Linked DNA regions of Homo sapiens: region 1 is linked to region 2. The links are chromatin loops, found by intact Hi-C in ENCODE. Cell type or tissue: dorsolateral prefrontal cortex. All regions are shown on one strand. Each heading gives the region's core, and the rest is flanking DNA. Links, peaks and the distances in the headings are about the cores only. Region 1 overlaps ENOX2 (ecto-NOX disulfide-thiol exchanger 2). Region 2 has its middle 190 kb from the start of RBMX2.

What was found. Hi-C counts contacts between places; a loop is a spot of excess contacts. Peaks named below come from ENCODE experiments on the same cell type or tissue, not always from the same donor. Only the 100,000 strongest peaks of a DNase experiment are listed, where the experiment ranks them.
Region 1: it touches region 2 in a loop (7-fold over the local background); 2 of 110 quality-filtered maps call a loop at or near these places.

The regions. Positions count from the first base shown.
Region 1 is chrX:130,895,276-130,900,665 of GRCh38, forward strand. The region is part of intron 2 of ENOX2 (ecto-NOX disulfide-thiol exchanger 2); the gene reads right to left. Among named protein-coding and RNA genes, the nearest start is that of ENOX2, 5.2 kb to the right of the region's middle. In dorsolateral prefrontal cortex, for the core only: no CTCF peak of the experiment used is centred there; no DNase peak of the experiment used is centred there; H3K27ac peaks cover 2,967 bases; H3K27me3 peaks cover 3,505 bases.
Region 2 is chrX:130,589,957-130,595,346 of GRCh38, forward strand. No RefSeq gene overlaps it. Among named protein-coding and RNA genes, the nearest start is that of RBMX2, 190 kb to the left of the region's middle. RefSeq lists an enhancer at 4,545-4,689 and a cis regulatory region at 4,609-4,626. In dorsolateral prefrontal cortex, for the core only: no CTCF peak of the experiment used is centred there; no DNase peak of the experiment used is centred there; H3K27me3 peaks cover 3,120 bases.

The DNA.
Region 1 (5,390 bases), core at 89-5,088, 310 kb after region 2:
GGTATGTGACCAGAGTAATCCTAGTGAAGTATGTTTGAGGACCTGACTGAAGAAAAGCTGATAGGAGGACACCTTATGGGGGCTTATTGTGGGGCAGTTTCTATCCCAGGAAACTCTTATTAGCAGTTGTTGCTGGCTAAAAATGAAGAGCAGCTGGAGCAGATGACAAGGGCCCTTACTGGGGATTTCTCCATCCTTATCTTTCATAGTTCACCACTAAAGCAATGTTGTTCTCTGAAGTAACATTTTCCATAGTGTCTCAATTCTCCTGAATGATTGCCATATTCATTTGTGCTCTGCCTACCGAGGCATTTGGACCAGCTTTGTTAAAGTGTGGTCACTGAAAGCTCTTTGATTCTTCTACTCACCTATCGTTATTATGCTAAAGAACAACATTTTGTGAGTAAGAGACCACTGAAAAACAGAGCACCAGAAAGGGGAGGGAAGCAGAGCTAATAAAAATTATCTTTTTTCTCCTCCTAGATTGCCAATGTATTTCACCATGTTTCCATCCTACAGTGTTTTATACTATGTATCAGTAAAGGCAAAAAAAGGAAAATTAAGACTTCAGCAAAACTTTACACTTTGTAGGCAAGAAAAAAAGGAAGCAACACTGAGGGATAGAACATAAATCTTTAGACATATGATCAGTAGCCATTTCTGAAAAGTACACATTTGGGCTGTTTTAAACAAATAGCAAAAAGCAATTAGGTCTTTCTGACTAAACTGAGGTGTATGCTGATTTCTTTTTTTAAACTAAGTCTGTTTTGATCTTCAAAAATGTCAGACTGGTAAACACTTTACTTTTTTGCACATATAAATCTAAGAGCCAAGCCTAGCTTGAGGAAGATTTAAGAGACATAAAATTTGTCTGAGGTGTCTGCCAAATCTCTACAGCAGAGACAGAAACCCTGGAAAAGCTGACACAATCATAACTCTCACATCACCAGCAGGCTTGTGCAGGGCTGGGAAGCACAGAAAGTCACTGTTCCTTCTCTCATACTGTTTGTAAACAGAGAAGCAGATCATTTGCTTATCAGCTATCTGGTAGCTCATTTTTGCCTAGCTATCCCACTGAGAAAAAAAAAACAAAAAAACACACATCCCCACGGGTACATATCCCAGTTTTCAGCTGGGTGAATTTTCATTTATAAGATGGGCCCGCTTGTTAAAATTTTCTCTTTTATTTGCTCTTGAATTCTCTTACTCTTGTGTGCTTGCTTGCTCTCTCTCTCCCTTGTTCTTTCTCTTTTTATACAGAAGGCATTAAAAGGGGTATTTATGAGTATCTAGTGCAGTGCCTAACGGAGTGCTTTCACATAGTAAGCCTACAATAATTCATCGAATGAAGTGAAACCCTATCTGTAATTTCTACATTCAAATTATTTGATCATGTAGCAGGAAAACTATAGATTTTTTTTCCTGGAGTATTTAAAAGTAACAATTCCTTATAAAGAAATATTTTACTCAGATGACTCATGCTTAGGACTTCCATCCCTTAGAAATCATCCATTTTTGCACAATGGGTATTATCTGTAAGGAAAATGAAGGGAAGACTACACTTCAGGATCCTGAATGACCACTGATACGTTATTGTAGAGAAAATCAGATATCCTATATACACTCGACTGTATGTCGTATGGTAATCCACTACATATGTCTAAAATCACTTAACAATGCAAGAATATAGTGCACACATGGGCTGCGTTCTGTAAGTAGGATTAACTATTGAATTCAACCAAGGTCTTCCCTGGGGACAGATTGCTGGAAAATACATCTACATGACATTTAAAAAAATAAATTAACCAATGACATCGGCTCCCATGAGACACATTGTTTCTTGTACATTCAATTCTATCACGGTTTTCTGTAGCTCTCTGTTGACATACCCATCCCAAATGACACAGAATTTCAAAAAATAAAGAAAAACAGAGCAACTGGAGCTATTCCATCTCTCCTGTGTGAAGTGTTATGTACACAAAGGAAAGATTTCCGTACATGAGCACAATGTGAACCACGACAGGGTGAGATCATGTCAGTTGGCTGTTCTTGTTATGCTGTGGTCACATATAACTTGCCCAAGGGAGTGTACAAAGCCTGTTTTCTTCCTGACAAGGACCAGCAGGGATTGCTGGAAAATAAAGAAAACAGAGTTATGGCAGGAGGTTTTAAATTTTCTCTTTAAAAAATGCCCTTTATTATGATAACTTTTCTTCTCGCTTTGATGTATTTAGTTTTCCTCATCTGTAAAATAGGAATAACTATTTTATGTGTTTAATATTTTTGCTCTGAGAATTAAATACCAGTAGATTGCCTGGCATAAAATAGCTAATCCATACAGTCCACATCAACATTGGCTAACATTAATTAAATACCTATTATGTGCCTGCCACTGGCCAAAGACCCCCCAAAAAAGTAAATCACAGAAGGAAAACCTAATACTAGAGGAGCAAGCAGGGAGCTGATTTTCAAAGCTTTTATCAGGCAGTCTAAGAAGTCTGGATATTACTCTGAAGACAATGGACAGCCTTTGAACTATTTTATATAGAGACCAGATGGTTTTAGATTTGTGATTTACAAAAATCATTCTGTCAGCATTGGTAAAGAGTAGACTAGAAGGGAAGCAGGCTGGAAGCAGCAGTAATCCAGGCTAGAAGTGATGCATGTGTGTTGGGGGGTGGAAGGTATGCCCCAAAGTAAGACAATGGTGGACACCGGGAAAACATTTTAAAATAACTTTTTTTTTTTTTGAGACAGAGTCTCACTCTGTCTCCCAGGCTGGAGTGTAGTGGTGCAATCTTGGCTCACTGCAACCTCCGCCTCCTGGGTTGAAGCAATTCTCCTGCCTCAGCCTCCCGAGTAGCTGGGATTACAGGCGCATGCCATCACGCCCGGCTAATTTTTGTATTTTTAGTAGAGACGGGGTTTCCCCATGGTGGCCAGCCTGGTCTCAAACTCCTGACCTCAGGTGATCCGCCTGCCTTGGCCTCCCAAAGTGCTGGGATTACAGGTGTTAAGCCACTGTGCCTGGTCAAAATAACTTTTTAAAAATTAACAAATATACTGTAGATTAGAAAATAAAAATACGCAAAAGGTTAAAAGTAGAAGTCATATGCAATCTTACTACTTGCAGCAAACCCCTATTAATATTTTTTTGTGTGTTTACCATTACAGGATTTTTCCTATGTATGCCTACACAGATGTGTGTGTGCGTGTGCGTGTGTGTGTGCGTGTGTGTGTGTGTATTATGTATATGTTTTTAAACTGGGATCTGTCACTCTGTACTGAGAGTTCTATGATGTGAATTTTCTCTTAATATATCAAAAACAATTTTCCACATCATTAAATATTGTTTGGTAAAATCAACTTACAAGGCTACTTAGTAATCCATTCTATAAATGTACCACAATTGATTTCATTCAAATCCCTAGTATTGTACATTTAAGATGTTCTTTTTTTTCTTTTTTTTTTTTTTGTTGTTTTTGCTATTAGTATAAACAACTCTGGGATAGATGTCCTGAGTATTAAATTTTTGGAAACATCATGATTGTTTCCTCAGCATAGAGCTCTAGAAGTTGAAGTGGTAGGTTAAAAGCTGTATTCTATTAAGGTTTCTGATACATATTGACGAATTGCTCTCCAGAAGAGCTGTATCAAATTATAGTCCCAGCAGCAGAGTCTATGAGTAGGAGATGAACTTGAGAGTGATGTCAAGGACGGAGTGTACTGGACTTGGGTGGGTAGAAGGAAGGATGTTTCCTGGCAAAGTATCAGGGCAGGAGGAAGATGAACTCTGTCAAGAGCAGCAAAGTAATGGGCAGGGCTAAGGAATAGGTGCCTGGATAGGTAAATGATAGGAAAGAAAAAGGTAAGATAACCAGGGGAGAGTGAAGAAAAGAGGGAAAAAGTAGGTCTTTCATGAAATTATGGGCACTTTAATTTACTCCTTTCTTCAGCAAAAGTAGCAAATGTAGCAAACAGCTAGTCTTTTCATAGCATTTGGCACTCTGTGCTACCAAGGTCCCCAGTTATATTCATGCAAATCTGTTTATCAATTCTTTTCACCCAATAACCATTTATTAGGTGACTACCATGTGTCAAGTGCTCTTCTGGATGCTATGGGTATGGAGATGAATGAAACCTGGTCCCTGCCCTCAAGGAGTTCACAGTCTAGTGGGGAACACAGAGACATCCACAGACCGACACCCTACAGTGTGGTACAGGCTAGGACGGAGGTAACTAAGTGCAGGGTCCTGTGGAAGCCCGAGGCCTAACATTGCCTTGTGCGTGCATTCATGTATGTTGGGCAAGGGCTGTCGGGAAGGCTTCACAGAGGTGTTGACATATGAGCTGAGTCTTAAAGGCTGAGGAATTTCTTGCATGCCTAAGGGTCACAGATCATGGTCATATTCCTAATCAGTGCCTTGAATATTTGTGCTACTGCTCTCAAGGACACTGAGTAAGGTGGGAAGGATGTTTGTGTGTAATCCAAATCCACTCGAGTGGTAACTATAGCTTCCATTGTAATCTTAATGAACATAGAAACATAGCATGTTTTGGCAATATTATTGCTCACCATACAATATAAAGGACAAGAGGCAAGGGGGGCATGCAGACTTTTAAAACAATTCTGGTAACACTGACAAAATAATATTAACATCCACCAAGTCCTAATAATTTTACCTCCTAAATGTTTCTCAAATCTCTTCGCTCCGCTCACGTCACTACTCTTGGGTCTTTATTGTCTCTCTGTGGAACAGAGTAGCAGCCTCATCATATCCACCTCCACTGTATCCTTCCCACTGTCATTTTCCTTACAGTAAAAATCTGATCGTGGTGCTCTTCTAAAACATGTTAATGGTTTCTTATGGCCTACAAGCAGCACTTCCCAAATTTCAGTCTGAGTATTACTTAGTGATTTTTACCATATTCACACACAATGTGTACTATTACTACTTAATATTTGTCTTTAAATGAACTGAAAACTGGTTCACTTTCTATTTTTATGAAGTAAAATCCAAAGTAATCTTAGATGTGATGGCTTAGTTCAGTTTTATGTTTTTTAAGACATATTTGAACATGTAACTAGTAAAATTAAAATGTTTGTGGGAGCACAGTGTAACTACCACTGGCAGATGCCCTACGTTTTGAGAACCACTGACCTATGGGGGCACATTCCAACTTAGGATTGCAATCAAGGTTCTTTGCAAATCAGCCCCAACCTCTTTCCAGACTCTTCTCCTACCCATTACAGTTTCCTTTTACTCAACTATCTGCACTCCAACCATGCTGAATTCTTCCACATTGAATGAACATGCCCTACTCTTATACAGCCACACATCTTTCACAGACTGACTCCTCTATCTGAAATGCCTCCCCTCCACTCCTTC
Region 2 (5,390 bases), core at 127-5,126:
ACCATTTAGGATAAAGTCTGAACAATTTAGTATGATCTGAAAGAACTTCCACAATCTGGTGCCTAATTCATTTATTCATTTCTTGCTTCTCTAGAACCTTATCCTCTAGCAATGTGAAGTTACTGGAAGTTTCTTGAACACACCATGCTCTCTCAATCCTCCATACCTTTGTGCACACATTCCTTCTGCCTGAATTTCCTGCCTTCTGCCCACACAGAGTCCACTCAGATGTCACCTTCCCTTTGTTGCCTTCCTAGAGTCCCCCAAGCTGTCACAGGCACACCTTCCCTTTTGCATCCATTGCTTGTTTTATGGACCTCCATTACAGCAGTTAGCATATTTTCCCCCAATTGTTTTTTGTTTTTGTTTTTGTTTTCACATCAGAGGTCAACAAACTTGTGGCTTTCAGGCCACGTCCTGCCTTCAGGAGTTTTGTTTGGCTTGGATAGTGGAGTTTATTATGTGAAGGATATAAGGACTAAGCTCATGTTTCCTTCTGGTAACAGTCATTTAGAGCTAAGTAGCAGTCGCCTCCTTTTGACTGCACTTGCACTCCCCAGGTCATCTTAGCCCTGCCTCTCATTTCAACTTATTTGCCTCACAAGTTTGGATCCTTCGAGTACTTTGGTTTCTTGCTCCTTGTTTACAGGTACATCTTAAACCTGCTGTTTTGGGATCACTGACTACTGTGATCTGCATGAAAGTGGGGAACATGATTTGTTTCCTGTTGTATTTATCCTGGTTCTCAGAATCACCTGCTACGCAGTAGACAGTGTTTGTTTGATGAATGAATGTTCTCTCTATCTGGAACACTGTGTTAGTTTGGATTATTGATTCTAATACTCCACTCATCCCTGTGTCTTTCCCTTTGCCATGAGACTCTGCAGTTTTTTGTTTTGTTTTGTTTTTGGAGACAGAGTCTCACTCTGTCCCCCAGGCTGGAGTGCAGTGGTGCAATCTTGGCTCACTACAACCTCCACCTACTGGGTTCAAGCAACTCTCATGCCTCAGCCTCCTGAGTTGCTTGCTCCCGAGAAGCAAGAAATGAAGGCACACACCACCTCACCCGGCTAGTTTTTTGTATTGTTTAAGTAGAGATGAGGTTACAACATGTGGGCCAGGCTGGTCTCAAACTCCTGGCCTCAAGTGATCTGCTTGCCTCAGCCTCCCAAAGTGCTAGGATTACAGGCATGAGCCACCGCACCTGGCCAGACTCTGCAGTTTTTTTCTACCCTTTGACTTCAGACTTCACCATTTGACTTGCTTTGGCCAATAGGACATTCATAGATATGACGTAAGCAATGACTTATGTGATCAGGCTAGTGCTTCTGCCATTGCATGAAAAGAACCTACTCTGGGTAGCCCATGGGTCCAAGGAGGATGAGAGAAATGTGGAAAAGACCTGTCTCCATAGCCACCATTTGGAGCCAAACCCAGATGAGGTCAGCTGATCTCTGGGTGACACTCAGACATATGAGAAGTAAGTGTTTGTTGTTTTAAGCCACAAATTATAGGATGGTTTGTTAAGCAGCAATAACTAACTGACACATATGCCCAATCTTCACTTCCCAAGCTTTCAAAATACGGCCCATCCTCAGTTCATTTCAATAACTGCCGCCTAATATTCAGTTATGTCATTGTCCTCCAAATTTTTATAGCACATTATTATTATTGTTATTTTTAATTTTACTTTAAGTTCTGGGATACATGTTTAGAATGTGCAGGTTTGTTACATAGGCATACATGTGCCATGGTGGTTTGCTGCAACTATCAACCTGTCATCTAGGTTTTAAGCCCCACATGCATTACGTATTTGTCCTAATGCTTTCCCTCCCCTTGCCCCCACCCCGACAGGCCCTAGTGTGTGATGTTCCCCTCCCTGTGTCCCTGTTTTCTCATTGTTCAACTCCCACTTATGAATGAGAACATGCAGTGTTTGATTTTCTGTTCCTGTATAGCACATTATTTTTAAAAAGCAGAGTTCTTATGATATAATTCACACACCACACAATTCACCCATTTAAAGTATACAATTCAGTGGCTTTTAGTATATTCTCAGAGATGTGCATCCATCACCGTGATTGATTATTGACCATTTTCACACCTTCCTCCACTCATTAAAAACCTCACATCTCTTAGCCATCACTCCCAAACCCCACTCCATCCCTAGCAATAGACATCCACAAATTTGTCATTGTGGGTTTGCCTATTGTGGACATTCCATATGAATGGAATCATGCAGTATGTGGCCTTTTGCATCTGGCTTCTTTCACAAGATCTGTTCATGTTGTCCATGTATCAGTACTTCACTTCTTTTTATTGCCAAATAATATTCTGTTATGGATATGCCACATTTTATTTATCTATTCATCAGTTTATGGACATCTGGGTTGTTTTCACTTCTTTGTTATTATGAATAATGCTGATATAAGCATTTATGTACAAGTTGTTTGCATGAATAATACTTCAGTTCTATTGGGTATATATCAAGGGGTGGAATTGCTAAGTCATATGATAACTCTGTTTCGCTTTGTGAGGAACTGCTATACTCTTTCCCACAGTGGTTGCACCATTTTACATTCTCACCAACAGTGTATGGGGGTTCCAGTGTCTCCACATTCTTGCTAACACTTGTTATTATCTAGCCATCCTACTGAGTGTAAATGGTGTCTCCTTGTTTTGATTTGCATTTCCCTAATGACTAATGTTGCTGAGTATCTTTTCATTGGCTTATAGGCCATTATTCATTTCTTCTTTGTAGAAATGTCTATTCAAATCCTTTGCACATTTTTAAATTGTGTTATTCGTTTTTATTTTTGTGGTTTTTTTTTTTTAGACTGAGTAACATTTTCTTCATCACTCATGTGGCATTTAATAGTTACTGTCTGGTGTTGATAGTATTTTTTTTTCATGTGTGGACAACTTATTTTCCCATCTAGACAGGGAACTCTTTGAGCACAGGGACTGTCTCATATCTATTGTTTTCCTTACTGCAGCTGGTGATAAAAATATCACCACTCCCCAGAGCTACCACTTATTGAACCCTTGATATATTCTAGGTACAGTGCCAAACACCTTACATATATTATCTTCTCATTTGATAATCATAGCAATTCTGTGAGGTTGTTATAATCTCCATTCTACAGATTAGGCAATTGAGTCAGGCAGAGGTTGAGACATCTGCTCAAGGTCACATAGCAAGTGGCATAGAGGGGACTCAAAAGCAGGTAAGTCCGACTCCTAACTTGCTTTTTTTGTTTTATTTATTTTTGTTTTTGTTTTTGTTTTTTTTGAGACAGAGTCTCGCTCTGTTGCCCAGGCCGGAGTGCAGTGGCGCCATCTCGGCTCACTGCAAGCTCCGCCTCCTGGGTTCACGCCATTCTGTTGCCTCAGCTTCCCCAGTAGCTGGGACTACAGGCGCCCGCCACCACACCTGGCCAATTTTTTTGTATTTTTAGTAGAGACAGGGTTTCACTGTGTTACTCAGGATGGTCTTGATCTCCTGACCTCGTGATCCGCCCTTCTCGGCCTCCCAAAGTGCTGGGATTACAGGTGTGAGCCACCACGCCCGGCCCTAAACTTGATCTTTTAACCACTAAAGCCATTGCTTCATTATGTACTGTATGCTAGTATGATGTGTGTCTCCTATGCATATAGTGGGCTCACAATAAGTACTTTTGATTAATTAGCCTGTAAAATGCAGATAATAAATTCTACCTTTATCTCATAAAGTAAGTCCCACAAAAGTGCTTGGAAAATACCCAATGTTCAATAAATATGACACATTTTTTGGAATATTTGTTTATGGATTGTGCAAATGACTGAAAATGTATGGTGGTAATGCTGACATTCACAAGTTGACTGTCGCATAATGCTATCATCAAGTGTCATAATGGAAAAGTTCCAGCCTTTCCTAAGGACTACATTTTCTCTGAGACACTAAAATCTGGAGTTGAAGAATTCTCCAGAGGCTAACCTCCATGTAGACCTTTCATGCCACCTTGCTGAAAAGATATTCGTCTACAATTCTCAGCGGCTTTCTTCCCCACTCCTGAAGCTTCTATCGACAACATCCCTCTCATCTCTTTCTCTCCCTTTCTGTGGATGCAGCTCGGCCTACCCGACATCTAACCATGCTAATAGCCTCTCAGTTGCTATGGGGGTTCTTTGGAATAAGTCAAGCTGTTGGAAGCTTTGTCTGGGCAAAGTGTGTAGCTGACATCTAAAGGAACTATTCCCTGAGGTCGGGCACTCATCCCAACAGAAAAGGAAGAGCTGCCAAACCTGGAGGCAGTGCGCAGTGTCGTGTTTTCAAAGCTTGCTGAATTTCGAATAGCAAATCTGACCATGCATACAAAGAAAGGTGATTTAATATTCTGACTACTTCTTCCCTCCCCTAATACCATCTGCAGCAGAGACACAGTAGCCCTCCTCCTTTTTATTAAAACCAAGACTATTGTCTCACTAAAGTAAAAGATCCTCATGTCTGGTCCCAGAATTCTGTGTGTTCCCTACCCAAGGCAAGAATGGACCCAAGGTGCAGACCACTTAGCAAGCACGTTTATATTCAGGGAAGTGTGCAGAGACAGAAGAAGGCTGCAAGTGAATCTGCTAGGGGTAGATAAGAGCTGCAGGTCACCAGCACCACATGTGACCTGCTTGTGATATAAGCCACGTGCTTTATGCTGTAATTCTTGTTTTACAAGGCAATAAAGCAGGGGATGCGGGGCGGGGGTGGGGGGACAAAAAGTGCTTTTCAGTGAGAGTGTATTTTGGTCACGTCGTCCGCCCTTTTCTTTTCTCTTCATAAATCCGGCATGACTGGTTTAGTCAATTGGAAGTTTTGTGTATTGTTTGGCTTATGTATGCACAGTGCCTAGGCTCTGTCTCATTATGCTGATGTTAGCACAAATTACTGCATGTGAGGCTCCGTCACCTAGAGAGGGACACAGGAAAGGCAACATGTCACAGAAAAAAGAAAATTAAGTTAGGTGTTTACCCTTGCTCTCCACCTCACTAAAATAGTATAAACTTTGATGACTGATTGTCTTAACATCACATTTAGTGTTTTTAAAAGATGTTTTCTGTGTTTAACAGCACAGTCTCTTGAGTCAGAAAATTTTAAGTTCATATCCCAGCTTTGCCACTTGCTAGCTGTTTGGCCTTGGGTGATTATTTAGCCTCTCTAGGCTCTGCTTTCCTTATCTGTAAAATGGTAGTTTGATTCCTAAAACGATGCTATTAACTGCTAACCATATTGCTTCATTATGCCCTATGCAAGAGGATACTGGAGTTTTTGGTTAAGATTAAATCAGATACTGCATGAAAAACATTTGATACAGTGCTTGGCACATAGTATTTTGTAAATGCTTTCATTGCTTTTTCTGGGG